6 separate regions of the Homo sapiens genome follow, and all the other regions are linked to region 2. Evidence: chromatin loops called from intact Hi-C (ENCODE). Cell type or tissue: mammary epithelial cell. All regions are shown on one strand.

The links. Hi-C counts contacts between places; a loop is a spot of excess contacts. Peaks named below come from ENCODE experiments on the same cell type or tissue, not always from the same donor. Only the 100,000 strongest peaks of a DNase experiment are listed, where the experiment ranks them.
Region 1: a loop joins it to region 2, with 7 times the contacts of the local background. A loop is called at or near these places in 3 of 110 quality-filtered maps.
Region 3: it touches region 2 in a loop (7-fold over the local background); 78 of 110 quality-filtered maps call a loop at or near these places.
Region 4: a loop joins it to region 2, with 4 times the contacts of the local background. A loop is called at or near these places in 7 of 110 quality-filtered maps.
Region 5: it touches region 2 in a loop (14-fold over the local background); 110 of 110 quality-filtered maps call a loop at or near these places.
Region 6: it touches region 2 in a loop (2.2-fold over the local background); 9 of 110 quality-filtered maps call a loop at or near these places.

Annotation. Positions count from the first base shown.
Region 1 is chr11:130,977,149-130,982,148 of GRCh38, reverse strand. No RefSeq gene overlaps it. Among named protein-coding and RNA genes, the nearest start is that of SNX19, 63 kb to the right of the region's middle. In mammary epithelial cell, a CTCF peak has its summit at 2,561 (motif pointing left); no DNase peak of the experiment used is centred here.
Region 2 is chr11:130,432,558-130,437,557 of GRCh38, reverse strand. No RefSeq gene overlaps it. Among named protein-coding and RNA genes, the nearest start is that of ADAMTS8, 6.4 kb to the right of the region's middle. In mammary epithelial cell, CTCF peaks have their summits at 2,431 (motif pointing left) and 2,902 (motif pointing left); DNase peaks (open chromatin) are centred at 2,437 and 2,907; H3K4me3 peaks cover 504 bases; H3K27ac peaks cover 897 bases.
Region 3 is chr11:130,902,460-130,907,459 of GRCh38, reverse strand. It overlaps SNX19 (sorting nexin 19), which reads left to right. Exons shown (of 11, transcript NM_014758.3): 6 at 739-835; 7 at 1,327-1,507; 8 at 4,076-4,205. Among named protein-coding and RNA genes, the nearest start is that of SNX19, 12 kb to the left of the region's middle. In mammary epithelial cell, a CTCF peak has its summit at 2,857 (motif pointing right); no DNase peak of the experiment used is centred here.
Region 4 is chr11:130,578,298-130,583,297 of GRCh38, reverse strand. No RefSeq gene overlaps it. Among named protein-coding and RNA genes, the nearest start is that of MIR8052, 86 kb to the left of the region's middle. In mammary epithelial cell, no CTCF peak of the experiment used is centred here; DNase peaks (open chromatin) are centred at 1,507, 1,967 and 2,697; H3K27ac peaks cover 3,093 bases.
Region 5 is chr11:130,860,130-130,865,129 of GRCh38, reverse strand. LINC02551 (long intergenic non-protein coding RNA 2551) reads left to right here and starts at 3,020. Exons shown (of 6, transcript NR_125383.1): 1 at 3,020-3,164; 2 at 3,302-3,354. RefSeq lists enhancers at 2,658-3,158, 3,159-3,659. In mammary epithelial cell, a CTCF peak has its summit at 2,993 (motif pointing right); a DNase peak (open chromatin) is centred at 3,009.
Region 6 is chr11:130,533,937-130,538,936 of GRCh38, reverse strand. It overlaps LOC105369574 (a long non-coding RNA gene), which reads right to left. Exons shown (of 5, transcript XR_007062953.1): 5 at 4,985-5,000. Among named protein-coding and RNA genes, the nearest start is that of ADAMTS15, 88 kb to the right of the region's middle. RefSeq lists a silencer at 1,977-2,177. In mammary epithelial cell, no CTCF peak of the experiment used is centred here; a DNase peak (open chromatin) is centred at 2,076.

The DNA.
Region 1 (5,000 bases), 540 kb before region 2:
ACTAATAAGCTACCACTAAGCTCATCTGTCCAGTGTCTGGTGCTGTGTGTTCTGCCAGTCACATGACTCTAAGGTCTGAATTCCTCCATCGCTAATGAAATGAAGATGAGGCAGTCAACACATTGATGTGCTCTATGTGCAAGTTGGGGCACACTTTCACACCCAGCCAGACAGCTTACAACTCTGCCTTAGCCTTCACTTCCTGCTTACTCAAAGGTTCAAGGTCAATCAAAGGTGAGAGCTAAGAGATTTCTCCAATCTTTCCTGAGTGTGCACACGGCTCTATGTATGATATATTTAAGATTACTTAAATATATGACAGGATTTCCAAGCTCATGGAATCTCATGCCTTAGCTTTTCCTATTTAGCTTTCTCATTAGTCTGTCATTTACCACAACTGCTATCACGCCTTCAGATAGCCATTATTTTAAGCTGTCTGACAAACACCCCTTTGGGAGAGGCTTTTAGCACTGGGAAAGTTCAAATGAGGTCAGATAAGGACAAGTCTTACAAGTAGCATCTTCCAAGGAACTACTGGACAGATCAGATAATGATTCTTCTTTGAGTATGAGTGTTTGAAAAAGCTCCAGCTCTATTCTGCTCCATCTGGTACTGAAAATAAAAGCTGTTATTTCTCAAGACTGCCTCTGAATGAGGGAGCTGGAGATAAGACTAGGGTAAGTTAGAATACTAGGGTAAGTTAGAAAGCTCACTGTTTTTACTGAGATTCAAAAAGTTGATTCTGATCATTTTTCCAGCTTTTTCATCACTTTTATGGAGAGATAAGCTTTTATTATTCCTTACTTCACCATTTTCACTGATATCATTCTGGCTTTTCTTAATAACTGCTTATTTCTGATTTATGTTTCTAATATCTTTCTTTATATCTTTGAAAACACTTCATATGCTTATTTTAAATTCTTGTTTGATCTACTTCATTAATTATTCCTCTGAAATAAGTATCATACTGTGCATCTTTCTTATTAATCCTTATGCAATTTATATATATAGAACAAGCATGTGAGTCCCTAGTCCCCAATATATGTTCATATTCCCTTGACAGTATTAGTATCCTTGGGTATTCAGAACAAGATACCAGACTTGAAGATGTAATCTGGAATGGGAATGAGTGAAGTCACCAGGGAGAGAGTGTGTAGAGTGATACAAGAAGAGGATTATAATAGAGCTTAGAGGAATTATAATATTTAAAGGTTAGGAAAAAGAAAAGGAATCAGCAAAGAAAACTAGGAGCCAGAAGAGTGTGCCCTAGGTCCCTCTTTTGCCTCACTCTGGTCCCAGCCCTTCTAGAGAGAAATGAAATACTGAAAACAAAAACAAAACCCCATGTTTCCCAGTCTCTCAGATTCTGCCTGCAGTTTAGGCTCAGCCAATTGAATACACTTGATTGACACTTAGAAGATGGATGTGAGCAGAGGCCATCTCCCTGCTGCTGCTGTTCATGCTGGCAGGTAAAGTGCTGAAAATGTGAGGATCAAGAAGCAAGAGTGGCCCGATATGTCATTCTCATGTCCAGTCCCCAGCTTCGTGGGTGTCAAGAGGCATTTGTGGCAAGCGCAGTTGCTTTCTGTTCCCTGGATTGCAGCTTGAACTTGATGATTTCAACCCTTGACTCTATTTCTGCAGCAAGTCCAATCATATTGGAGGAACTAATTTTTCATAATAAGTCCCTATCTGCTTAAGATACCCTGAGTGGTTTGTTTTGTGCACTGAAGCCTGAAAACAACAATGGTTAAAGTATGGCACTGAAATTTTATTTCTTGCTTTGCTCTAATAGACACATCAAATCCCATACCTAGATAGAGTCTAGCCTTTCCCATCTGGACCTCGGTCTGTTGCCATGAGCCAAGAGAGCCATGGAGAGAGGGGCCAGGTGGTACCAACACTCAGGCAGTGAAAGCTGGCATATGCTTAGCTTTTCATTTAAGGTGGATCTGAGGAAAGATGCCGTCCTATTGTTCTCAGTCAGATCACCCTGGAAACTACTCTTTCTGCCCTCATCACCAGTGCTATACATGCTTTCCCAAAATACTGAGCCTTTCTTTTCCTGCTCAGCCATGTCTCTGATGCCTTTCAGGATCCGTTCTCAACTTTTCTTACTTGGAATCTACACTGTCCTTGACCCTGCCTGTCCCCATAACTCTACCCTTCGGGAGTACATAAATCCACGTTTATTTATGGCTTCTATAACACCTAACCCTGCACATCCCAGTCTTTATTCTGGCAACATTCATGTTGAGGCAGTATTACTTCCTCCTCCTATTTTTATTTGGTAAGGAAAATTACCAGGAATTTGTAATAAGTAGTGATGTTTCAGGTAGAACTTTGGCCTTCTCTCAGAAGGGTATCTTTTGCCTAGCAAGACAGCTTAATCACAACCTTAATGATGTCTCCCCACTGCTTAACGTGGTGCTTCTCTTGTCTCCAGAGACAGGAGCTGTGTGGACACGTAGGTACCCAGGGACTTCTATACGTTTGAGTTGTCAAGATCAGCTTTTGGAAAGCTGTTAATTTCCTGAGGTAATTTGGCTGCGATTAAGTTAAGCTGCCACCAGGTGGACATTGGAGCCTTAGTTAAGCCATTTTAATCTCTGCAGCCAGGCTCCCTATAGGCATGATAAAATAAAGAGAGACTGTAGTTTGATTTCTACTTAATTGTGTTTTTAAAAATAAACAAAAAAAGGGAAAAAAGAAGTAGTTTATCATACTACTTAGTCAGAATTAAAATAGAATAGCATAAAGGTATCTTATTCCTATGTTTAACTAATATTCATTGAGTGCCTCTATGTGAAAAAGATTGCTCTAGAATCAGGAAGAGGGCAGAAAACATAATAAGCCATTCCCTGACTTCCTAGGAAGTATGTCTTGGGGTGTAAAACAAGCAACAAACAAATAAAAATACATATTTATCCTATATAACTTCATATATATATATACACACACACATGCATACACAAAACACACACACCTATCATGATAAATAAAATATTTGTAAACTGACCATCCCCAAGCACCACCAGTCTATAAAGACAGTTAACTCATGACAATAATCATCCAGATTTTGCTGACTGCCCCTGCCTTACTAATCGGTCTACGAAGGACCCCTTCTTACATGGAGTTTCCTCTGTCTTCAACCATGAATTATGTCTGGAATTTTAGAACATATGTCAGATATGCATATATATATATATATATATGTGTGTGTGTGTGTGTGTGTGTGTGTAGATAAATAGTCATTCCAGTCAGCTACCATGTGATTTACAGCAGCAATAATTAATGGTTATTCTGAGTACACACCACCCACCAGGCACCATTGCCCCTGCTATACACACTGCTGTCATCATCTTTTATTTATTCATTCAACAAAAACTTATTAAACACCTTTCTATAATCCTATAGGGAATAAGACAATGATGGTTCTGTCCTCATAGAGCTTATAACTTTGCAGGGAAGAAAGACAAATAAAGGAAATTATAACTGTAAAGAAGTGTGACTAAAGGGGAAGTACAGAATATTATAGAATCATCTAAAAGAGGAAATTTAAGAGGACAGATGTTCATGGAACAGGTTTCTGAACAAAGTAATGTGTAGACAGAGACTTAGAGGACTAATAGAAGTTAGCTAGATGAAACATATGTGGAATAGTGTTATCAGCAGAGGGAACAGCATGACCAGTGATCCTGAGACATGGTGCATTTCAGGCACAGTTGCGTCCTGCTCTGTACTTTCAGTAATATCCCAGAACACTCAAAACACATATATCAAGACAAGAGAAAATAGCAGGAACTGGATGCAACCACACGCCTAAAATACCTAAAATATAAAACAAATATACAATGGTTCTGAAGACACTAGACCTTAAACATCAAGAAACGGTGATTGCTGAAAAATTAGAAATTTAAAAAAGTTAATCCTGTTATTGCCCAGCCTACTGCCTGGAGAGAGTTTCAGGGCATGGCACAAGGAGGGGGAACCCCAGCAGAGCCCAGAACACTCTCTGAATAAAGGAGATGGGAGTCCAAGGAGATTAAGGCAGTTAGAATTCAGTAGAACAGAATACCAGAAGAGAGAGTTGCACAGGAAACAAAAAACCCAGATATCTGCAGAAGATTTCTCTAAATTATTCAACTGAGTATGGTCAACACATGTATGTGAGGAAGGCATGTAAGACCAAAAACAAAACAACAGAATAGATCAGTAAGAAAAGAACATGTGGTTCACATAAGACTGGGACTAATGCCTGTTTCTACCCAGAATAGTGAAACATTTCATAATTCACAGTGCACTGAGTAGAGTACTCAGAAAGGTTTTACCTAAGTGGTGGTTAAAAAAAAAAAAAGTCTCAGATTAAACGTTTCTTTGGTCCTGCTTAACAGAGCTTAAAAGTAAGACCTGAGGAGATCAAAAATAGCTTCCAAATAACTTAAATGCATCCCGGAACAAACTCAAGAATATTGATAGGAAAAAAAAATCAAACACCCAACATTGTAAAATTCACAATGTCTGACATCTAGTCAAAAATTACCAGGCATGCATAGAAGCAGAAAAATATAACCCATAATAAAGAGAAAAATTAGATAGTGACTGGCAAGATGGCCAAATAGGAACAGCTCTGGTCTGCAGCTCCCAGTGCAGTCAATGCAGAATGCGGGTGATTTCTGCATTTCCAACTGAGGTACCTGGCTTCTCTCACTGGGACTAGTTAGACAGTGAGTGCAGCCCACAGAGAGAGAGCCAAAGCAGGGTGGGGCGTCACCTCACCCGGGAAGTGCAAGGGGTCAGGGAACTGCCTCCCCTAGCCAAGGGAAGCCATGAGGGACTGTACCGTGAGGAACAGTGCATTCCAGCCCAGACACTACACTTTTCCAATGGTCTTTGCAACCTGCAGACCAGGAGATTCCCTCAGGTGCCTACAATACCAGGGCCCTGGGTTTCAAGCACGAAACTGGGCAGCCGTTTGGGCAGACAGCGAGCTAGCACCT
Region 2 (5,000 bases):
TTGGCTATTTAACTTTCTCTTTTGCCAGACAAAGAGCTGTCATGATGAAAGAGGTGATCAGAACACGGGAACTATCTTTTGCATTTCTTTGCCTCTGGTGTCTAGCACCATTTGTGACATAGAGTAGGTTAATGGAATTACTTACTGGAAGTGAAGATACAGAGAATGGGGAGCTGAGGAAGGAAAGGAGGAAAGAAGAAAATCTGGTAAAGTCCAAGGAGAAGAGAGAAGACTAGGGTGGGAGCCCAGAGATGGGAGCAAAAGCGGAAAAATGAGAAAGAGGAGAAACAGAAAGGTGTACCACTTCTCCCAGCACCACCGAAATACGTGTGTGTGCACATGTGTGTAGGTGGGTGGGCAGGTTTGATGTGAGTTGGTGTCCATACATACACACAAGGCAAGCTGTGGAAAAAAAGCTTTCAACATTTGAAGCTTCAATGCTAATTAAAATGCTTTTCCATGTACGTGCACAAGGCTACATCTATCCCCCTCCCCCCTTCCTCTCCCACCATGTGGCTGCTCTAAACCTCACTCTCTTCCTAAGTCCTCAGCCCTTCTTACTTTCAACATCATCTTTTGAAGCAATCAGAGGATACCTTCACATTCTTAAATAGTTTTACACAGGGTAAAACACTCCTTTGTAAGTCACTAAATATGGCCAAATTATAGACATTTTGAATTCCTCCATAATAGAAGGCTCTTTTCGTGAAGAAAAAAACAAACATCCTAAAAGAGAGCAGTCTGAATGAATATAACATGGTCCATTGGGTTAGGGAAGATGCCGAACTGTATCAGCACATCCCACCCCACTCCATGGACCCAGATTGAACTGTCAGCCCTGCCTCCAGACAGCCCCGGGACTTGGTCATGTCATGCCCAGATCCTGCTCTTCAGGAGACAGTGGCATTCGAAGTGACATAAAGAGAACAGTGGCTGAGAACCTACATTCTGGCCCTGAATCTCCTGCCAACCAGTTGTGTGACTTTGGTCAAATGACATTTGACCAACAAGGTCTCAATTTCCCCATCAGAAAAGTAAAAGGTTAGAGACAGGGATCTCCTAGGTTCCATTCCCCTCTACTGTCTACGTCTCTCTTTAAAGTTCTCTAATGCCAGTGAGCATGAGGAGACTCCAGACAGAGCGCCTGCCAGAGAGAATGCTCTGACAAAAAGAAAGAACTCCTGTAACCTCAGGAAGTGGGATCAACAGACAGCTGCACAATTTGCAATGGGGGTAGATATCTAAAAGTCAAAACAAAAACAAAACTCTGTGTTTCTTATCCAGAATCCAAATAATCCTCCACTACTCAAGACTATTTGAAGATTAGGCCCAGCAAGGTGGCACGTGCCTGTAGTCCCAGCTACTCCCAGTGTCTGTAGGCTGAGGCAGGAGGATCACTTGAGCCCAGGAGGGCAAGACAAGTCAGGGCAACACAGTAAGACCCTTTCTTTAAATCAAGGATAAGTTTTAATTTTTTTTAATTTTAAAGAACATTTTAAAATTAGAAGGGATGGGTCCTTCAAGGACCTATAATCTCCTGCCCAGTCCTGGTATTCTCTTTTATCACCCTGCAGGTACCCGTGTCATTGCTTAAACACTTCCAGGAATGAAAAATATCTCCCTGTGCAAAGTTCTGCAGAGATGCAAGCAGGGACGGGTAGCATAGTTACTTAGGGGCCCTGGCATGTGTCACTGGACCCCAGCCAGATTGCTCCCTCATGCTGGAGCCACAGTGTCTGAAATTCTACTATTAGTCATTTATTTCTTTTGCTTCCCTTTCCTCGGATCTCTTAAAATTCAAACATTTCTAGTAGTACTTGCTACCAAAACAAAGCGTTCATGACTTATTGGCTTCCCTCCTGTTCATGAGAACAGAAGGTCAGAGGAGAGCCCTAGGTGATTCTAAAAGAAGAGAGACCCTGAGGATGAGGGGAAAGGTGACAAGATACATTTTAAATACTTTGCACCAGGCCAGATGGGAATATATATGATGAGGATAGGATGATGATGATAGAAAACAATAAACATGCCTACTGTGTGCCAGGCACGCTTCTTAGCACTTCAACTCTAACTCACTGTAAGCACATTTATAAGAACTGGGTAGTTTTTCCAAGTTCCTTGTAAAAGGGACTTGTTACAATGGGACTTACATTGGGACTTGCTACAGTGACTTTCAATAAGCAGCTTATCTGCTCGGAGAAATCACCCCAGATCCTGAAGATCCTGGCTCCTTTCCTGCATTTCCCTTTTCTTTCCTTCTAAAACAAAGATAAATAAGTGTAGTTTTGCAAGTTTGTATAATACATTTACACATATTACATGTATATATAAACTCCGAAGTGGTTAGTGGCTAGTGAGATGCATTGTTGAGGGCGTTTTCAGACCCTCTCCTTCCAGGACCCATAAAAGGTAAATATGCCAACACTCCCACCTGCTGGTTACAATCAATAGTGAAGATTTGGGAGAAATACATGTTTGCATTAATTAATTGGGGTGTACAGAAACCAAGCCGTCCTCATGATTAAGGTTGACCCCGGCCCTGGAGACATCTCAGCTTTGCAAGCTCTCCCAGCCTGTGAGATCATTAGAGTTGAGAGGCACTGGTGTCATGAAGAGCAGAAATCAAAGTGAAGAAACAAGAATAAATAGGAAGGAGAGACGCACGACTCACGCTAAACAAAGGAACAGGACAGAGCCTCCTTCAGCTGGCTCCGGTGATTGGCTATGAGGAATTGCTGTGTGCTGAGATTTTTTGAACAATGTTGAAGGACTGTTTCCTTAGACTGGCATGACACGGCAGTGATGCCTAATTTTTTAGAAAGTTGCGAGACAGAGAGCGAGCGAGAGACCGAGAGCGAGCGACCGAGAGCGAGCGAGAGCGCAAGTTCCAACAGTGCCACCTCCTGGCCATAATGTGGTGAGACAGGCATGACCTATGTCTCGGTTCTCATGGTGGCAACTGTTACTGCTTATAATACTAAAATGTGCAAGTAACTCTTACTGGCCAGGTACTGTAGTAAGCACAGATTGTAATCATGGATGCATTCCACATGGAGTCTTGGGCAACCTTTTACGAGTTTCTTGCTAGACTCCTCCACAAGACTGTATCTTGGGAGAACAGGAACCATCTCTTCTGCAACTTTGGGAACCCAATACTTGGCAGTTAGTCACTAAGAATACAAATGGCAGGAACAGAAAGGGCTGTTTGTGAATTTGTTTCTCAGTGTATTAAAATCAATTAAAACCTCATTAGCAAGCAATACAATGTCAATATCGCAGTAAAGTTTCTGCTAAATCTGGTTTTCCCTGATATAGATCACAGAATTGGGAGCATGCCTGTTGAGACTGTGAACACCAGATGAAGGCAGGAAAAATAATCAGAGTAGCTAGCTCTTTACAGGGAATTGAACTTAAAGTGGCCTCAGGGATATGATTTAATGATTTCCAGCCAGGCGTGGTGGCTCACATCTGTAATCCTAGCACTTTGGGAGGCGGAGGGCAGGAGTTCAAGACCAGCCTGGCCAACAGGGTGAAACCCCATCTCAACTAAAATTACAAAAATTAGCCAGGCATAGTGGTGGGTGCCTATAATCCCAGCTACTCAGGAGGCTGAGGCAGGAGAATTGCTTGAACCTGGGAGGCGGAGATTGCAGTGAGCCAAGACCATGCCACTGCACTCCAGCCTGGGTGACAGAGTAAGACTCTGTCTCAAAAAAAAAAAAAAAAAAAAGATTTTCTAAATACTGAAAACCTTTAAAGGTTCCAAAAAGAGAGACTATCTAGGACTAAGGAAGAATTAAGCAGCACAGACATGCTTCCACACATGCAGGTGGCAGTCACAGAAACCTGCAGGCCAAAGGGAATACAAGGCGACTGTCAGCACAAAAGTGATGCCAAAAATCAGACATTGCCTGCCTGGGATGTGTGCTCAGTGATATGATAGAGGAGGACAAGGAAATCCTTTATTACAGGCAATGTGGAGTCACAGCCATTGCACAATAGCCAAACTTACAGAAAATGGACGTGAATTGTAGCACAAATGGTATTACTTTGTTTAGAAGGAAAGAACTCTGTTTATATTTAAGTGCTAGCGCAGGCTTTTGAGAGAAGCTGTTTATTCCCTTCTTTGAGATTTTTAAAGGAGGGCCATTCTCCCAAGAAATCTCCAACGACAGGCCCAATGAACACCTGGAGTCTCTTCCAGCTCTGTAATACCATGATGTAATCCTTGGTTCTGCTCAAAGGAACACTAATTCAGTGTACCACAATCTCACCAGAAAACTGTCGTATTCAATTTCCAGTTTATGATTTCCACCTTGGTTAAGAATTCTGTCTCTGCTGCTTATTAGCTAGGTGACCATAAGCAAGTTCTCTAACCTCTCCAGCCTATTTCTTTACCTGTCTGTAAGGTGTCTTTTTCAGAGGACTGTCATGATGATTAAATGAGATAAGAGTTGTGAGCTGCTCAGCACAGTGCCTAGTGCACAGCAAGCACTCAAAAGATGGAAGCTATTATTACTGAGGATTGAATGGAAATTAAATTAAAATAAGTGCGGCCAGGCACGGTGGCTCACGCCTGTAACCCCAGCACTTTGGGAGACTGAGGTGGGCAGATCACGAAGTCAAGAGATCGAGACCATCCTGGCTAACATGGTAAAACCCTGTCTCTACTAAAAATTAGCTGGGCATGGTGGCATGCGCCTATAGTCCCAGCTACTCGGGAGGCTGAGGCAGGGGAATCACTTGAACCCAGGAGGCAGAGGTTGCAGTGAACCGAGATGGCTCCATTGCACTCCAGCCTGGCGACAGAGCAAGACTCTGTCTCAAAAAAAAAAAAAAGTGCTCAGAACAATGCCCAGGCCCATAGTAAACACTAAACTTTACTGAAAATGTACGAATTGTAAATGAAGTTCTAAAGCAAAACAATTTTTTTATCTTCATGTAGAGGATACGATAGTATTTTGGGGAAAAAAATTCATCACTAGTTATGTCATTTTGGG
Region 3 (5,000 bases), 470 kb before region 2:
TAGCTGTTCCCTGGCAGCATTCAAAGCCAACATGTGGCAAGCAAGGGCACCACATGTACCCTTACTGGAAATTTCATCTATATCTGGGTCCTTATGAAAAAAGAGAGAGCATGTGTGTATGTGTGTGTGTCTCTGTCTCTGTGCTTATGTTTCATGGGCCAGCAATAACAGACTCACAGTACCTAACCTTTTCTTAACTGGGCCCATATATTGAGGGATGACCATGATACCTCTGCTTATGAGTCTCTGTCCCTTGAAACATTGATGTTATCACTTGCAGTTCCTTTTCTGGTTTTATTTGGAACACAAGGGGAAAAAATGGATGTCCAAAAAGGATACACCATGAATAGCAATAATGAAAACTTGCTCTATGCCACCTGTCTGTTTAATCTTCAGCAAATTTTTAATGAGTGCCTATTATGTGTTAGCTAATCTATCCTGTGGGAATATAACCATAATACACACTGATGCCAGTTTTACTTAGCAGAAACCATTTCACAAGTGCACTGTAGACATAGCTTAGTGTATGCGTTAACATTATCTATCAAGAATTGCCAGAATATACATTGTTTGGGGGATTGCAGGGCCGAGTCTTTCCTGGCAGCTCTGACCACAGTAAGCTCCCCAGAATAAGTATGGATATTCTTGTTGTGTTTTATTATCAGTACTTGCCAGCCCTTAGTGTGAGGCTCAAGGCCATAAATTACAACCTGTTTCTGCTCTTTGTTTCTGTACCAGGTCTAGGCTGAGGTTCTCATCCAGTAAAATTTCTCCAGCACTAAGTGTGACTGAAGCACAAGACAAGATTCTTTATTGTCTCCAGGAAGGCAATGTGGTAAGAACCAAAACCCAGAGAATGTGAGGCAAAAATATCTGAGATGTTGGTCCTGCAGTTACAGGTAGTTGAGATATTCTCTGAAGTCAGAAATGTCCTGCTAAATGACTTAATCAACGTTTGGATCTCCAGCTTTTATGCTAAAAGTATTTTCTCTAAGTGGTTTGGAATTCCTACCAGTTCTGGGTTGGCAGGTTGGCTTCTCAACCATGGTGGGTTTCGGATAATGGATGACAAGATAAGAAAGAAAGCTAGTTCCTGGAAAAAAAAATGGATGACCAAAAATGGGTGCAGAAATGATAATCCCAGGGCAGGCCTGTTTTACTTGCAACTTCGGTAAAAAATAAAATCTTTCCTAAAGGAGTCATAGCATCAGTTGGGTTTTATACCCAAGGTACTTATGCAGGGGAGAGGCAGGGAAACCTAGAGTGCTGCATTTGCTCCCCTACTGTCAGCATTCCATATGTGATATGCCACTGACTATTTCTTAGGAGTCTGAGACTCTATCCATGTCTGCGATGGAATCTTTTATTGAAAAACAGACAAAGTTACTGGAAATGCAGCCAACAAAAGCCCCAGAAAAAGATCCTGAACAACCTCCCAAAGGACGTGTGGACAGTTGCGTGTCAGATGCAGCCGTGCCAGCCCAAGACCCCAGCAACAGCGATCCAGGTGAGTGGCGAGGTCTCTGCTCCCATGGAGAAGGGAGCCAGGGTGGCATCCACTTGGTACTTGGGGTAGTTGGAGTTTGTAACTTTGATTTCTGTTCCATTCAGCTGAGCATGCCATGTGTTGAACTCCAGTGTTGGAGGTGCTGTGTTGGGGCACAGAGATGAGTAGTACATAGTTGCCACAGCGGAATCAAGCAGCAGAACAGGGCACAAACACAGGAAGTTCTAATCCAGCAGGATGAGATCATGCTGATAATATTGATAACTCATTAAACTTATTTTTGGCATGCTTTGGCATATCAGACTCTTGCATTTCTTAGAAACTTTCTTCCCTTAGTGTCTCAGTTTCCTGGTTTCCTTCATGCCTTTTTCGTGGCTTCTTAGTCCACTCTGTTGGCTCCATGATCCACCTGCCAGAGCTTGATTTTTGGCTCGCTGTCCTTATTCTACACACTCTTCCAGGGTGACTCCAGCTGTAGTGTTGGCTTCAGCTCTAACATGTGTGTGGTGATGCCTTAAACATTGAATATTGTATATCTTCACTTGGATATACCACAGGGCAACTGAAATGTAACGTGTTCAAGATGGAAATTGTCTTTTTTCCCCAGATCTATTCTTTTTATCTTTATTTACTGCCATGGCAGATGATACCACCTAGTTACCCAACATAAAGTAGGGAGGGAGAAGAGGTGAAAGCTTTACTTTCTCCTTATATGCATTGGAGGCAGAGCAATTTTGCCTTCCAGGAGAAGAAGAGCAGATGTGTACTCTGTAGAAGAAAAATTCAAAGCCCTAGATATTAATCAGTATGGTTACTGAACAAGAACTTAAAATAAGTATATCAGTTCCATCAAGATAAAGCCCTCTGTTGAGAATAAAAGATCACAAAATCTTGGATTCAAAACTGGGGAAAAAGCTGATTTCACTATTCTTTCTGAGGTGCCCATGAACAAATCACCTGACATCTCTTCTGAGGGCCTCAATTTAAGTCTGTGAAAAATGGGGTTGACAGCCCCATCCCTTCACACATCTCACAGTTAACTAAATGAAGTGATATGACAGTGAAAGCATCAGAGAACTCTAAGAGACTGTAAAGATGGTGGGGGGCAGGGTCAGTGTGGTAAGAATATCATTCTAGGCAAAGTCCAGCCTGTACATGTTGAACATCATATCTCTAGAGGGATGGTTTAGGCCTGAAACCCTTCTTCTATCTCTGAGAGACTCAAAATGCTCATATGATTATAAAAAACAAAAAAAAATCTACCATTTTCTTTAAGGCAACTGACTTGGTGGTACCTTGTTTGCTTTCTTATTTTTCACTGCTGTAACTAATTGTTACCACATGGTGGCAGCTCCAAGCAAATGCTAAACCTGAGAGAATCATACAATTGAGGACTAAGGCTCAGGATGATGCTGTCTCCCAAGGAATGCAATATTCCATCTTTGAGAAGATGATTAGAAATCACACAACATATCAGCTCCCAATCCTTGCAATACAAACAGAAAAGAAAATATGTATTATATAGGGTTAAGAGGGAAGTATGATTCAGTTCTAGTAGATCTGTCCAAATCGGAAGTCATTCATGTTCAAGGAGAGCTTGGGCAAGGTGATCCAGAGAGTATCCGTTTGTCCTACACTAACAAAGTCATTGTTGATATTACTTATAATATTAATCACAGCAGTGGCACCAGATATCTCAGATCCATTCTGTAACATCACATACTTGGAGGCAAATCAGACGTGACATTGGAACCCCAGGACAGGTTTAAACAGCACGTGCTTCCTTCCACAAAATACATTTGTTCAGGAAACCTTAGTTTAGCATGGGTATAAGCTCATTTGTGGCCCTTACAGTCTTTGAAACAGGAAAGAACGTAGTAATTGTTATGGCATTTTACCAGAGGTGTGGTGTTCTTCCTAGAACCACATGTTATCTCAAAATCAGACTGAAGCCTCCTGAATCCTAACCCCACAGCTCTGTGTAATGGAGGTTTTTCAGGAAAGTGAATGCCAACTCTTTCCCCACTTCTGCCACGGTGTTTCCATAATGCTTTGTGGGGGCGAGTGGAATGCAAGGTTGGAAAGAGAGGAGGCCTTGCCAGTTACACTTAGTCACTAGTTGTGATTTTCTTTGGAACAGAAAGTATTCAGCATCCTGGGGAAATACAGAAGAAATAGAAACTAAGTAGGCAAAATAAGTGCGTGTGTGTGTGTGTGTGTGTGTGTGTGTGTGTGTATGTGTATATATATATATATGTATATATACACACATATATATATTTAGCAGATATATATATAATTAGAAGATATATATCTTTTAAAAACATAGAAACATTTATTAGGTTACAATATCAGGAACATTAATAAAAATTGTAAAGAAATGCTGAGCCTGTCACTGAACCTTCTAGATATGAGTTAAACCTCTTTTGATTTGAGTGTAGAGGGATTGCAAAAATACCAGATGATTGGCATGAAGGTAGAGAGACACAGGTGCCACCAGTACCTTGAAAGATGTTCCTCAAGTATGGGTCTCTTCTGAGTTACTCCTGATGCCATTTTATCCCTCAGGAACAGAGACAGAGTTAGCTGACACAGCCCTGGATCTGCTCCTCTTGCTACTAACAGAACAGTGGAAATGGCTATGTACCGAAAACATGCAAAAGTTTCTTCGTCTTATCTTTGGGACCCTAGTTCAAAGGTAAGACTGCTGAATTCTCCCTCACATCAGAATCTCAAGTTGCAGAGAAGGTGGATGTGATGCTGAATAGTGTCCAGGGAATCTGCAGCCGTAAGAGAAGATAGATTCTCTGTTACAGGGGTTACAGGGATGAAAAATGCCTTGAGAGTATCAGAAAGCTTTTATTGACTACCTTGTTGTCTACAATTTGAAAGTAAGACTGTAAGACTTCTGGCATAATGTACTGAGTTGCAGACACTGTGTGTGATCCTAAAATACTTAGCTGAACTCTTCCTCCTCTCAATTTTCCACCCAGTTATATCCTCCAGCCCTGCACCTCTCACTTGGTTATGGTGGACATTTGTCTCAACTGACATTATGTCATCACTGTGATGATAAACAGTGGGAAAGAAAAGGAGAAAACAGATCAGTGCTCTTGAAATAAAGATTGTTTTCTCTGAGAGGGGCATAAATATTCACAGCTGAAATACTTACTGACACAGGATGGTAAAGAATAGAGGGAAATTTGGATTTGCAAGTTGGCTTTTCTAATCCAGTCTTTGTAATCCTCACACCATTTGATCTCCTGAAAGATTTGTACACAGGTGGAGTTTTTAGCTGCTGACTTTCTAACTATGGAACTGATGTAAGCTTTGTTAACCTGAAGTAGGCCAGAAACACTCTCTCTGAGCCAGGCAGACACACGTAGTGCTTGGGTTTTGGCTACTCTTGTTTTGAACTCCCTCTTATGAGACGTCCTGGCACATCCCAAAGTAAGAGGAAGCCAAATGCTGACCTTCTCTTAGCATGAGGCTC
Region 4 (5,000 bases), 150 kb before region 2:
CAGTGCTTAATGTACAAATATCTTGAATCTGATGCAAGGTCCTCTGTGATCTTTCTGTCTCTGTCATCACTTCCCCTAAGGTCAGCATATGTAGTGAAAAAGGATCTGGATGAGGGGTCATGGGCAGCGGTTCTAATCCACCCTACCATGCTTAGTCATAAAACCTTGGACAAGCCAGCTGAAATTTCTGGACCTAATATTCTCAACAGTAAAATGAGGAAATTGAGCTTGATGATCTGTGACGTCTCTCCCAATTCTAACATTCTTTTCTTTTTGAAATGGAGTCTTGCTCTGTCACCCAGGCTGGAGAGCAGTGGCCCAATCTTGGCTCACTGCAACCTCTGCCTCTTGGGTTCAAGCAATTCTCCTGCCTCAGCCTCCCAAGTATCTGGGATTACAGGCGCACACCACCATGCCCAGCTAATTTTTTGTATTTTTAGTAGAGACGGGGTTTCACCATGTTGGCCAAGATGGTCTCCATCTCTTGACCTTGTGATCTGCCCTCCTCGGCCTCCCAAAGTGCTGGGATTACAAGCATGAGCCACCGCGCCTGGCCAAAAATTACCTCTTCTACCAAAATGTCACTGGCTCACAAACATTCCTCTTACTTTCCTACCCTTGCTCTTCTGAAGATGTGTTTTTCTTATTTAGATGGACTTTCTTTCCTCTCACCCAAATCACAAACATCTTTCCTGACACCCCCTGAAACCCTATCTCTCGGTAAAGCTTGTCTGAGCTATCGCAAATTAAATGTCACCTTCTTCTGCCTCAGCTCCATCACAGGCATGGTACTCATCACATGTGACTCCAATTGTTATTACTTGGTGTATATGTGCCCTGCTTGTCGAACTACATAGTCAGCTTCATGCTGTAAGGTGGGAATACCCTTGTACACAGCAGGCAACCCGCACACGGGTGATGACTGGTTTCAGATGGTAAGAGCACCAGACCAGCAGTAGGACACCTGGGTCCTAGTCTCTACTGACCTTAAGCGTCTCACCTCTCTGCCTCTTAGCTTTCTCATCTGTAAAATCAGTGCTTTGAACTAGGTTACTAGCTCATCTCTGAGGTCCCTCCCAGAGCTGTGGTTTTCTGATAAAGAATGATATCAGAATGATTTTCTGATAAAAACTTCTTGGCGTTTCAGTTTTCCTTAGATTTTTTCAAAGCCTTTTTTCTTATTCTTGGGGCCTCAGCAATGGAAGTTGGAACTTTCAGATAAGGAATATCAGTCTCTCTCACCCAGCCCAGGCCATCTCTGGAATGCAATTGGGAGTTCAGCTGTAATGAAGACTGCGATGTGAATTTCCAGTTCATCTCAGCTAGCTGGATTATTCTTCAGGAGCAGACTGTTTACCCACAAAAGATGGGCTGTTTGGCATGAAAGGCTTCTCACTGTATTCTTTACACTTAACACCACCTACTGTTAGCCACAACTCCAATGCCAGCATCCTAAGGACAGGAGTTTAATAAAGTTTTAGAATATTTCCCTTCACAGATGGGCTAGAGACCAAGTCGAGATCACAGGCTCTTACACAGAAACCAGCATTGAGTTCCTGTTGGTGTTTCTAGAAACATAATTATTTCTGTAGTTACTGGTTTCAGTTAAGGCTGGGAAGATGCCTGAGACCTTTAAAAACATTGACATCTTAATCCAGAAAATAGAAGAAAAACAGATCCTCACAGTGGCAAATTTCATCTCCTGGTAGGACTGTCACAGTAATGCAATTATTGCCTGCAATTACCAAAGAATTAATAAACTTATCCTTATTCTCCAATTTGGCACCACATATTCACACACACACACACACACACACACACACACACACCCCAGCCCTCACCACATTCCAACAGTGGCTTCATTATTATATCATTTTAGGCAAGACACCACACTGTGTCAAGATTTTAAAGACATTAGCAAAATGTGCCATGGGGGAAAAGGCAATAGGATGAAACAAGAATTTCTTCTCTAAATGCCTAATTGTGTGCTGAGTCATCCGCCTTCACCCTTTCCCACCCTCGGGAATAACAACTGCTGTCGTCTATTGAGTGCTTAAGGGACTCCAGTCTGGGAGACTGGGCTGAGAACTTCAATGCACACATCTTTCAGTTAACCCTCATGGGAGGTAGGCACTGTTATTGTCCCCTTCTAGAGATGGGAACTGAGGTTTAAAGAGGGCTCAGAGCCCAGAATCACAGAATAAGTAGCACAGCCGGGCGTCAGACTCAGATCTCTGTGGCTCCAGAGCCCATGGTGATAGCCACCTTGAAATACAGCCATATTCATATCTTTTTGGCCTCACAGGGTGTCCTAATTCATTTCATTTGTTTGGATAAGTACAGATGGCTAGGATCACCCTAAGCTTGTCTTAAGTAGTTTCTCAGCTATTCCTGGGAACTTAGCAAGAAATGATAGCCAAGGTTCCTCAAGGCCACGTAGGAATATGAAGTTTGAATCCTTTCTTGATTTAGGGGGAAAGATTACTTCCCAGGACTAATACCTGCCTATTCCCACTTCCCTGCCTGGTCCCCACGATGAAAAGGAAAGAGAGCACTGAGTATCTAGAGTGGGATGGGAAACTGGGCCCAAGCCAGCAGGTTTAAATACCTTCTGTCTGTACAGCATCCTGTGAAGTGATAAAGGGAGGCGTGGCTGGGAAGGGGGTGAATCATCTCACCAAATGTTCTTTTGTCTGCAGAATGAATGTGGCCATTAATGCTGCTCAGCCTTCCTCTTCCAGAAAACAATGGAACTCGACTGAATCACTGACTCCCTTTCAGGCATCTCCTTTTGGCTGTCTGACCCAGCCCCCTAATTGAGACTCAAGCTGTTGTCCCTGGCTCAGCAATCGGCACCCATGCCAGTCCAGAGAATGGATCTGGTCCCATAGCCTGTGGCTATCTATGGTGCTCTGAGCTAACCCTTTGATGAAGAAACCAGAAAACCAAGATTTCATGCTCTGGTAGGGCAACATCTCATGGCATAGGACAGACAGTGCTACCTTTTAGATACCCCAGGTTCCCACATTAATACCCGACACCCTGTGGGAACAGGGTAGTCCTGAATTGAGATTTAAAGCCCAAGTAGAAATCTTCATTTTGGCCTCCCAAGACAAGGCCTCTAAGTATTTTGATCAGAGTTATCAGTGCTGACAGGCAAGTGATGCTTCTACTCCTATCCAACTACTGCTCCTTAAGTGGGTCCTGCCTCGGGAATCTTAGAAGGCTTGGTGGGAATGTGATTAGTGAGGCAGGCCTTGGGCATTTCTGGGTCCCTCCCTTCCTGTGACCCCCATCAACATGTCATCACAGACTTACCTAGCACCCAGGATGACATTGTAGAGAAAATATGGTTTTTAATGACTAAGCCAAAAAGTAATTCAGAAAAGTGGGACTCCAAATGTGAGAAAGTTTTAGGAATACTTTATTCAATCTATTTTACTCAAAGTTTCCTTTCTTAGGCATGTACAATTTTTTAAAAACTTATGTGTAAGTAAGTCTAGAAGGGCATTTTAAAGACCTTTTTTAAAGAAAACTGTTGAGCAGTGAGAGGAAAAGACCTTAATTCATAGTTGTTATGGTCTGAATGTTTTTGTACCCCCCAAAATTTATATGTTGAAACTTAATCCCCAATGGGATAGTATTAGAATGTAGAGCCTTTGGGAGGTGATTAGGTTTTGAGGGTGATGCCCTCATTAATGGGATTAGTGCTTTATAAAAGAGACCCCAAAGTGCTGCTTCCATCATCTGAGGACATAGCTAGAGGGCTCCATATATGAGCCAGGGAGCCAGAGAGAAGGCACTGACTGTGAAGCAGAAAGCAAATCTCCACCACACACCCAACCCGCTGGCACCTGAGCTTGGACTTCCCACCCTCTAGAACTGTAAGAAATAAATGTCTTTGTTCATAAGTCATCCAGTCTAAGGCATTTTGTTATAGCAGCCTGAATGGACTAAGACAATATCTTAGCTTAAAATCACGCAGCCAGGCAATGACAGAACCAAGACAGGAATCAAGGACCCATCCCCGGTGCCGGGATCATTTTGCTGTGGCTCCAGTGCCCTGCAGGCTGGCATTGAGCCACATCAGGTGTCCCCTCAATGCTGCCATCTGCTTGGAGCTCTGCTGGAACACTTCCACCCTCTGCCAGCATGACCAGCATGACCCACCCCCACACCCCAGCACAGGGGACAATGAATTTCTATGAAGACATCAAATACACTTCTACTTCCTTCTCAGGTGACCACTGAGTGTGCATGAAAAGAAGCCAGCCAGCTGCCTGAACATGGCAAAGGAGACTCAGCCACCTGGCCCAGCCGTCAGAGCTTGAGGCCTCGGTTCCCATTCCCTTCCTAGGAAAGTGTGAGCCACAAGCCACATGGGGACTTGGCAGTGGAAGCAGATCTCACTGGGCAAACAGAAGAGAAGGCAGAGGAGAGTGGGAGGCGGAAGTCCTCGTGTCTCCAACTGTTGGAGGGCCTCTCGGAGAGGGAAGGAGGCCCAAAGATCTCAGCTGAAGCCAGGACTAGAACTTTGCAAGGCTGACCTTGGCACCTGGACCCAAGGCTGTAGCTGTAACTCTTAGGCTTGCCCAGGACATGTTTCTATCATGAAAATCTTTGGAGATCTTCACCAGATTTTTTGGTGGCTTAAGAAATATTAGGGGAAGGGGCCTAGTGAACAGATTATTGCCTTTGAGCCCGTGGTTGCTGGGAATTACCAGGTTTCTATTAAAAGTTTTGGTAGTCAGAGCGAAGATGTGAGGAGGCTGCTTCATTGTTCAGAGACCCTGGAAATAAACTCTTGAAAGCCATGGGAACTGGGATGGTGGAAGGATGCTGCATTTTGCAAACAATCTTAAACATCTCGTCCCAGCTCCTCCATATATTTGCCATGTGGCCTCTGCTTCCTCATTTGAATATGGGGATAAAAATAAGCACTTTGAAGGGGTGTTGGAGGACATAAAAAGTACTTGGCTCATAGCAGGTGCCCCCCAAAT
Region 5 (5,000 bases), 430 kb before region 2:
TCAAAGTCCTGACCATGTTGATCATGGAGTCTCATTTGAATTCAGAGGAGCGCCTTCTTATCCAGCCTCGAGGAATCAGGCCACTTCCTTCCTCCTGGGTTAGCTTCCTCACACCTCTTATTTCCCATGGCTCTGCTGTGAGATGCTTTTGTTCCAACCAAGCCATTGCCAATTAGGCCATGCCCACTTCTGCCGACTCCCTCTGCTCACTCCTTCCTTGCCTGAACAGTCTGCCTCTCAGTTTGCCTGGTCCTTTCCTCCAGGTCCACATTAAACTCCCCTTGCTCGCCCAGGCATCTCTCAGTGCCCGAGTCCCCATCTCTGGAGCTCCTTCAGAACTAGTGTCTGCGCCACGCATTGGATGCTTGGCACATGCGTCCTTCCACCGTCAGTACCTTCTCTTGTGTAGATGAGTGCATGTCCCTTAGGAGTGTCCTCTAGCACTAGACTAGTGTTTTATCTCTGGGTACTCCCAGGGCCTAGCAGTGAGCCTTGCACACAACACTGACTCTTGAGAATGCTCTTAAACTCTAAAGCCATCTTAGAATCAAAACCTAAGACCACATCCAGGAATACAGCCTCGTTCCCCTGGTCTACCAGTGCCCTTACACACCAAGCACATGCCTGAATATGAGGCCTTCTCATTTGCTCTTTCCTCTACCCGGCATGGTTCACTCCCCTACTCCACTGTCTCTGCACAAATGCCACCTTCTCAGGCTTTCCTGACCACCCTGTCTAAAAAATAACATTCCTTATCCCATAATCCCTATCCTGCTGATTTTTCTTCATAGCACTTACTATTGATTTATATTCTATTATTATACTATATTACATTACACTATATTTGTTTTAATTGACAAAATTATATAGATTTATTGGGTACAGCATAACATTTTGATATATGTTTACATTGTGGAATGACTAAATCAAGCTATTTAAAATATGTCTTATCTCACATATGATTTTTTGTGGTGAGAACACTTAAAATATACTCTGAGCAATTTTCAAATATACAATATGTTGTTAACTGTAATCACCATGTTATACAATAGATCTTTGAACTTCTTCCTCCTAACTGAAATTTTGTGTCCTTTGACCAACATCTCCCCAATCCTCCAACCCTTCAGCCTGTTAGCCACTATTTTATTCAGTGTTTCTATGAATTCAGCTCTTTAGAGTTCACATGTAAGTGAGACCATGTGGTATTTGTCTTTCTGTGCCTGGCTTACATCACTTCAGGTTACACTATATATGTTTAAATCTTTCACTGTGTGTGGTTCCCATAAGAATGCAAGCCCCATGAGGGCCAGGACCTTGCTTTATTCACAGCTCACCCTACAGCTCTGCCTTTAGCAGTGTGAGGAATATCGTAGGTGCTCACTGTTTGTGGAATGAGTGGATAGGTGAATGAATGAGCAAATGAATATTTTTCTGTAAAGCAAGGACCACTCTGTGTGATAATGTGACATGCAGCCCACCATGGGATGATGTAAGGCTTCTTTTCACAGAACCGAAGAGCGTTTGAACTATAAAGGTCCTTGAAAGTAGGTCACCGTCCCAATTGTACAGAGTAGGAAACTGAGTCCCAGAGAGGGAAAACAGATGGAAATGAACACTTGGAAAGTTAATATCTTTGATTTTTAATACTTCTTCCTAGAGCGTAGTCCGATGTAACAGTTCATCTGGCGAGATTCTGAGTTACCAATTTTTTATGGGTTTTGCGTTAGAATAATTTTATAATAATCAAAAGTAAATGAGAACAAGGCCAATAGCATAAAATTTCACTCCTTCACACTCCTAAGTGTTTTTCGAGGCACTGCGGAAAAGGAAGCATCTATCGTGGTTGGTCCAGCATCCCTTCAGTAGCTTAGATCTGCAGAAATACTGTTGGAACATCGTTTCTTTATTCTTCCCATCCTTTGTGTGTTAGGCCAAACCCTGAGGACTGTCTGCCTTGGAATAGAGAGGAAATCCAAGCATATGTGCAAAGTTGAGCTGCACTTTCAGCCCCAGGTCTTCAATGGGCCTTCTCCACAGGCACCTGTGAAATGCCAGCAGGGTCGTTGCATGTAGAGGGATCCCACTCAGTGCACCCCTGGGAATGGCTCAGCCGCACTGTGGGTGTAAGCATTAATCACACAACAGCCATTCTACATATTCCTTTTTTATTCTCCAGAGAGTGCCAGGAAAAGTCCTGCCCAGTCAAAAGTCTTCTCTTGCAGCTGGGTGTTGAGGGTGATTGCCCCTCTCTCTCCTTGTAAGATTATGTTTGACAGCAGTGAAAACCAACAGTTTAACAGCAGTAATCTCTTGGCAGGACAGATTGATATGAGCCTTGTCCCAAAACAAAGTAATCCTTTCAGGGAAGTGTATTTCAAGTTGAGCTCACGTTCCCAAGATGCTGAGATTCTTATGTAGCTGACACCGGAGCTGAGGCTGAGCCCCAGCCAGGGATATCCAACGATTGCCAGTAACACCACGGAACTGAGTGAAGATTCAGGGGCTGAGTGTGTTCCTGAGTGCTTCAAACCGGGGGACCTGGAAACCAGAGGACTCCTGGGGAAAGGCTGTCAACTCCAGCCTGCTCTTCCTAAATGGCCTTGTTAGTAGTGACTTCAGCCCTGGCGGTGAGGCATGTGGGTCAGAATAACATTCCCTTTCTTTTCCCTTCACCTCTTTTTTCTCCACGGTTCCTTTTCATAACTTCTTTATTTGCTGCCTAGAGGAGCTTTCTGGACATTTTGTCTCCAGGGAGCGTGACATGTCACCTGTTTCTCACCTCATATGCCTCTGATCTTCTACACCAAGGTAGCTATAAAGGCTTGCTTTCTAGGCTGGGTTTCCCTGCACAGGCCCACTGAACCACTCAAACCTCAGAGGTGGAAGTGCCCAGCGGGCCTCATGGTCAGCTGGGGATAACGGAGTCATTTTCGCAGCCCAACTTCTGAAATTCCACAAGAGGGCGCCCAAGGTCTCCCAAGTCCGGCCACGCCCGGTGGCCTTGAGGCCGGAAGGTGGCGCTGTTGCTTTAGCCATCAAGAAAGGCAAGGCTGGGGACGCCGCATCCCCGGGTGCGGAGGGCGATGCCTAGGGGCGATGCTGTGCCTGTGGCGGCCAAACAGTGCCACCCACTCCGGGAAACAAAGCCAAGCGCCGGACGCTAGGTATGGGAGAGAAGAGCCACCCTGACCCAAGGGAGGGCTCTAGGTGAGGAGCCAGCGTCCTCCGGCTCCGGTTCCCGCTGCACTGCTGCTTTGCCAGGAGGCCTTGAAGAAAGTCATTCATTCTTTCTCCCCCACAGCTTCCTAGGTCTTCCACGTGTTCAACGGAAATTCACAAATTCTCTAGTAGCAGGTAAGCTTCGGATTCAGGAATGAAAAAGACAAAGCCCTGTCCTGGGTGAATTCATTATCCATGGACAGGGGAGGCAGGCGCATCATCGGAAAGTCACCGTGTGAGGAGGGACGTGGAGGCACAGAGGTGCACACGGAAGCCCCCAGAAGAAGGACTTCCCCCAGCCTGGGGAAGCTGGGCGGGCAGGGGTGGGCCAGCGAAGCCTTCCCGGTGATTCTAGGCAGTCTTAAAAGGTGTTAGGAGTCAACTTGGGAAAGATTAGGAAAAGGCAGTGTAGGCCAAGGGACGGCCGGAGCAGAGGCCGCGCGGCAGTGCTGGCATGTGGGTGGGCGGTGGTAAGGAAGGCGGTGGATGAGGATGCAGGGAGCAGATGGGCTGCGTTGCAGGCTGGGCCCCTATGGCCCTCAATAGGTTTTGTGGTCAACATGCTTTGTGGAGTTACAACAAGCAATGGTGGCCCTAACACATATATTCATTTATAGGTCCATAAATCTGCATTCATAGAGATAAATGAGTAATCCCCAGGGTGAAGGAGAACTGGAAGAGACACTGGAGCCAGGTCCACCCTTGGCCAGGTTTTACCTTGACTTGGCGTCATCACTAGGCACTGGTTTTTTTCTCTCTCCTTCTTCCCTGACCAAGAAATACAACAAATTCGTTATGATATCGACTTGTCATGATCCGAAATTGAAGAGCAACCATATATTTATTTGGCAAGATAAATACACACATTCTTTACATAAGATTAGTAGCCACCAGTTTCTAAAAGCATATATTGTCATTTATTTGCCAAAACAAAGGTACATGCCCACATGTTATAGATGGGAAAGATGAGGCCCAGAGCTCGGGTGCATGGCTGAGGTCACCCAATTAGTGGATGGTGGTGCTGGCACTTCTGTCTGGGCTGCTTCACCTTGTCACACACTCTCCACTCCATGCAGGCCGCACCTCTCTAGCAGGGTTTATCACCCAGCTTAGTATCACTAGTACCCAGCACACTCACTCTGTGAAAGACACTGCACTGTGATCTGTAGGGTCTAAAGCTAGGGGTCCATGTCACATACAGAATGGCACTTTTCACAGAAAGAGAGGACAGATGCTGCATGGCTGGTCTCAGTGTTCATTCCGAACCCCCACACTCCAGCGTGAGTACCAAATGGTCATGAGCATTGACGGAGCACACAGTGTACCCTGAGTTCTAAAGACGCAGGACTGTGTCTGAGCTGCCATAACAGAATACCATATCAGGTAGCTGACAAAAAAAAACAAAACAAAACACATTTCTCACAGTCCAGAGAGCAAGGTTCAGTGTCAAATGATGGCCTGTTTCCTCATAGACCCTATCTTCTCACTGTAACTTCACATGTCAGAAGGGACAAACAAGCTCCCTTAGGCCCCTCTTATGAGGGCACTCATCCCATGCGTGTGGCCTCTACCCTCAAGACCAAGTCACCTTCCGAAGGCTCCGCCTCCTGGTATCATCACCTTGGTGTTGAGGATTTTAATCTGTCAATTTTGGATGGAGACAAATGTTCAGACCAAGGATAGGATGGGTTCTCAAATGCACTACTTTATATGATTAGCAACCAGAGCACATGGCTACAGCAGTAAGATGCTTGTTGGCATTTGTGACTATGTTGCAGGAA
Region 6 (5,000 bases), 100 kb before region 2:
GAGGAATCACGCTACCCAGCTTCAAGCTATACTACAAGGCTACAGTAACCAAAACAGCATGGTACTTGTACAAAAACAGACACATAGACCAATGGAATGGAATAGAGAACTCAGAAATAAGACTGCACATCTACAACCATCTGACCTTCAACAAACCTGACAAAAACAAGCAATGGGGAAAGGATGCCCTGTTTAATAAATGATGCTGGGAGAACTGGCTAGTCATATGCAGAATATTGAAACTGGACCCCTTCCTTATATTTTTGACAAAAATTAACTCAAGATGGATTAAAGACTTAAATGTAAAACACAAAACTATAAAAACCCCTAGAAGAAAATCTCAGCACTATCGTTCAGGACGTAGGCACCAGCAAAGATTTCACGACAAAAATGTCAAAAGCAATGGCAACAAAAGCCAAAATTGACAAATGGGATCTAATTAAACTAAAGAGAAGCTTCTGCACAGCAAAAGAAACTATCATCAGGCCGGGTTCAGTGGCTCACACCTGTAATCCCAGCACTTTGGGAGGCTGAGGTGGGTGAATCACCTGAGGCCAGGAGTTCGAGAGCAGCCTGGCCAACATGGTGAAACCCTGTCTCTACTAAAAATATAAAAATTAGCCAAGTGTGATGGTGCATGCCTGTAATCCCAGCTACTTGGGAAGCTGAGGCAGGAGAATTGCTTGAGCCCGGGAGGTGGAGATTGCAGTGAGCCGAGATCATGCCACTGCACTCCAGCCTGGGCGACAGAGTGAGACTTCGTCTCAAAAAAAAAAAAAAAAAAAACTATCGTCAGAGCAAATAGACAACCTATAGAATGGGAGAAAATGTTTGCAACCTGTTTTGCAACCTGTCCATCTGACAAAGGCCTAACATCCAGAGTCTACAAGGAACTTAAACAAATTTACAAGAAAAAAACCAAACAACCTCATTAAAGAGTGGACAAAGGACATGAATAGAGACTCCTCAAAAACAGACATTTATGTGACCAACAAACATATGAAAAAACCTCAACATCACTGATCATTACAGAAGCGCAAATCAAAACCACAGTGAGATGCCATCCCACACCAGTCAGAAAGGCAATTATTAAAAAGTCAAGAAATAGCAGATGGTGGCGAGGCTGAGGAGAGATAGGAACGCTTTTACATGGTTGGTGGGAATGTAAATTAGTTCAACCATTGTAGAAGACAGTGTGGCGATTCCGCAAAAACCTAGAACCAGAAATACCATCTGACCCAGCAATCCCATTACTGGGTATATACCCAAAGGAATATAACTTATTCTACTATAAAGATACATGCACAGATATATTCATTGCAGCATTATTCACAATAGCAAAGACATGGAATCAACCCAAATGCCCATCAATGATAGACTGGATGAAGACAATGTGGCACATATACACCATGGAATACCATGCAGCCATAAAAATGAATGAGATCATGTCTTTTGCAGGGATATGGATGGAGCTGGAAGCCATTATCCTCAGCAAACTAAAGCAGGAACAGAAAACTAAACACCACACATTCTCACTCATAAGTGGGAGCTGAACAATGAGAACACATGGACACAGGGAGGGAAACAACACACTCTGGGGCCTGTTGCGGAGATGGCAGGAGGACAGGGGAGAGAGAGCCTCAGGAAAAATAGCTAATGCATGCCCATGCGGGACTTAATACTTAGGTGATGGGTTGATAGGTGCCGCAAACCACCATGACACACGTTTACCTGTGTAACAAACTTGTACATCCTGCACATGTACCCTGGAACTCAAAATAAAATAAACTGCCCTGACCACCCTGCAGCAACAATGAAGTGGAATTGGATTAGACTTTTTTTTTCTTTTACTCAGAATGAGTTCTGGTCCCAAAACAATAGCAGACTCTGCCTGGATAAAGGAGGCAAAACAACCTAAAATATCATCTAGAATCCTGCTGTAACGGATACTCTATACACATTTGTGGAGTGAATAACTCCTCTGAGCCTGTTACCTCAGCATCCTCATCTGACCTGAGGCAGAGTTTGGCAACAACCATGCATGTACACACCATTCCAGCAAGTCACTGAGGAAATCAAGGTGTAGGCTCATTCCAGTGCTTCCTTTGCTCAACAACTTGTCCAGTCCCAAAGCTCAAGCTAAACACATCTTCTGACAAAGCCAAAAACCCTGAGTCATCCTCAACTCCCCTCCTTCTTTCATTCCTCAGATGGGCGAATGTTGTCAGCTCCATCTTCCAAAAAGATCCAGAATCCAACCACTTCTTTCATTTCAGTCACGCCCACCTGGCCCAAGCCACCACCCATTCCTGCCTCTCAACTCTTTCAGCCCCAGTGGTCTCAGTCCCTCCTCCACCCCGAAGCTTCTACCTCACCCAGAAAAGGATCCTATATCCTCACTTGCTGTGACTACAAGAACTGCGGTGGTCCAGCCCCTGTTCCCTCTCTGATCTCATCCACCCCTCCTGACTCCGCTCCAGCCCACAGCCTCCTCCTTGTCCTCTGAGCACACTGGCACCTTTCTCCTCAGCACCTCCCTGCTCCCGTGAGCATGGCTTCTCCACCAAAGAGCCTCCTGTTTCATTCAGGTCTCTAAGCAAGTGTCACTGACATTGGAAAGAAAAAGGACATTCCCTGTACCCTGTGTAAACTGCAGTCACACACCCTCTCCTGCAGCCCCTTGGCCCTCTCTCCCCTTCTCACCCTGATAGCACTGATCCCTGCTTGGAGCGTTTGTGCGTGCACTCCTTCTGCTGTCCTGCCTTTCTCTCCCACTGACACGGAAGCTTCACCAGAGCTCATCTGTCTGTTGACTGCTCGTGTCCAGGGCCTAGAACAGGGCATCGCACACAGTAAGCATTCAATAAATGTGGGAAGGAAGTGAGAGGTGGGAAGGGGCAGCCTGGCTGGCTGGTTTTCTCCTACAGAGTCCTCATTTCAGCACTGTCCATTGTTAAAAGAAAAACTTTAGACAAGTCAAATTTAAGAGTTCAACTGAGCAAAGAACAGTTCACAAATCAGGCAGCCCCCAGAACCAGAACAGGTTCAGAGCAACCGCAGGGCTGCCACAGGGTCAGATAACATTTACAGATAGGAAACAGAAGGTGATGGACAGAAAATGGAAGTGGGGTGCAGAAACAGCCAGACTGGTTACAGTTCAGTGTTTGCCTGATTTGAGCAGGGTTTGAACAGTTACCGCCTGTGACTGGCTGAGACTCAGTGACTTGTTACTAGGAGGTTACAGTCTGTTTACGCATCCTGTTAGGTGGCAGTTGGCTGGGTGTGCAGAAACCTTCAGGCCAAACCTGAAATACGTAGGAGGCAGCTTTAGGTCCGATTTAATTTCACGCTGTCTACACCTACCCTTTCCTCACCACTCTGCAAGACTGTGAATAACACAAAAGAAATACAAGACACTCTCCTTGTCCCTAAGAATCTCAGACTTGTAAAGAATGAGAAAATACACTAAAAAGAACTCAGCGAATAACAGGAACAATTCACTATGCTGAATAGAGTATCAAGAGGTAAATATATTTGAACACAGACAAGCGTTATGGGAACCAGGAAAGAACGAGAACTCCGTGGAAACTGGATATAGCTGTAAAGGCTAAGCTGTGCGCATTTCTCTGGTCCTACAAGGCACGTCCCCCCATAAAGAGTCAAGACACACCATATCGTGTTCTCAGAATTGGTTCTGTGGAAATTCGCCCAAATCTTTCCGCAGTGCACATTACCCACAGCTTCAAGGGTGTCCAATGACCTAAGCACCCCGAGCTCCTTTTTCTCATTCTTGCTGTTTCTTCCACTGACCTACAAATTCAACCTGCCTAGTCAACCCCTCCCCAGCCTTCTATCTGCTTCTACACTGCGGGCAAGGAGCAAAGTCACCGCTGAGCTTTCCTTGACTCCATTGCTGATGTTTTTCTTGCCTTTACAGAACTCCCGCTCTCTCCCATTCAGTCTCAACACAGCTTCATTGTTCTTCTCTTCGCCTGTTTTTAATCTTTTCTCTCTCCCCACAATCTCCACTGCATCACCTCGTCCTTACTCATTTCTTCTGGATTTTCCTATATGGAGGTTTGCATTTATAGCTCACCTCATTGCCCCGTTTTTTAATAACTGGGAAATGTCTCTGCCAAAAGCATTCTCTTACGGGGAAAAAAGCGCATTCCATCATCTCCCGGCACCACCCATGAGAGGTGAGGAAGCACCTAGTAAATCATTCTTGTGCATTCTCCTGTGGCCAGACCCACAGAGGTGGCCAGCACAGCACTGTCTGCCGTCCTGCTCTCCACTCGGCTGCGTTTCCTGCACCTCAGCCCTCCTACTCGTCTGCCCATGCACCTAGGGAAGGATTTTAACTCAGTGCCACCCCTCCAGAGAAAAGGAAGCTGGAGATACCCTGATGCATCAGCACATGGGAAGGAATGTTCTCCAAGCAGCCAAAATAACGGGCCCAGCTTGGACTTGGAGTTGAAGTTGTATGCAGCAGGCAGGAAAGTTTGGTCTCACTCCAGACTCAAGCTGAATGGGGCCACCTTTCCCAGGGTGGGGAGGTCCCCTCCATGTCCACCCTGGCGAATCAGTGGGGAGAAGAGACACATTTCTCCTCCACTAACTAAAAGTACCCCTAGGTTCCACAAGTATGGAAGGAGACAAGGTGTCCATCAACCCACGAGCAAGGACTGGAGGACCGAGAGATAGAGGGTGAAGCTCACTAGATCAAATTAGAAACATCCATCTATGTGACTTGCCACCCCTGTAGCTTCAGTCTGTCCATGAGGCTTTCTATGGGAAGAGTAATGCACTTGTTGGAGAGGCAGCTGGTTTTCATTATGGGCGAAAGAAGTTCAAAAATAAATACAGCCTCCCTCACACCCACCCCAAACCCAGTGCACATTCAATTCTAACAAAATGGACACCTAGATTCCAAAGTCAACCGGTCTGACGCCCATGCCATGAAGAATTGTTGCTATTGTTGCAGTTGTTGCTCAAATGGT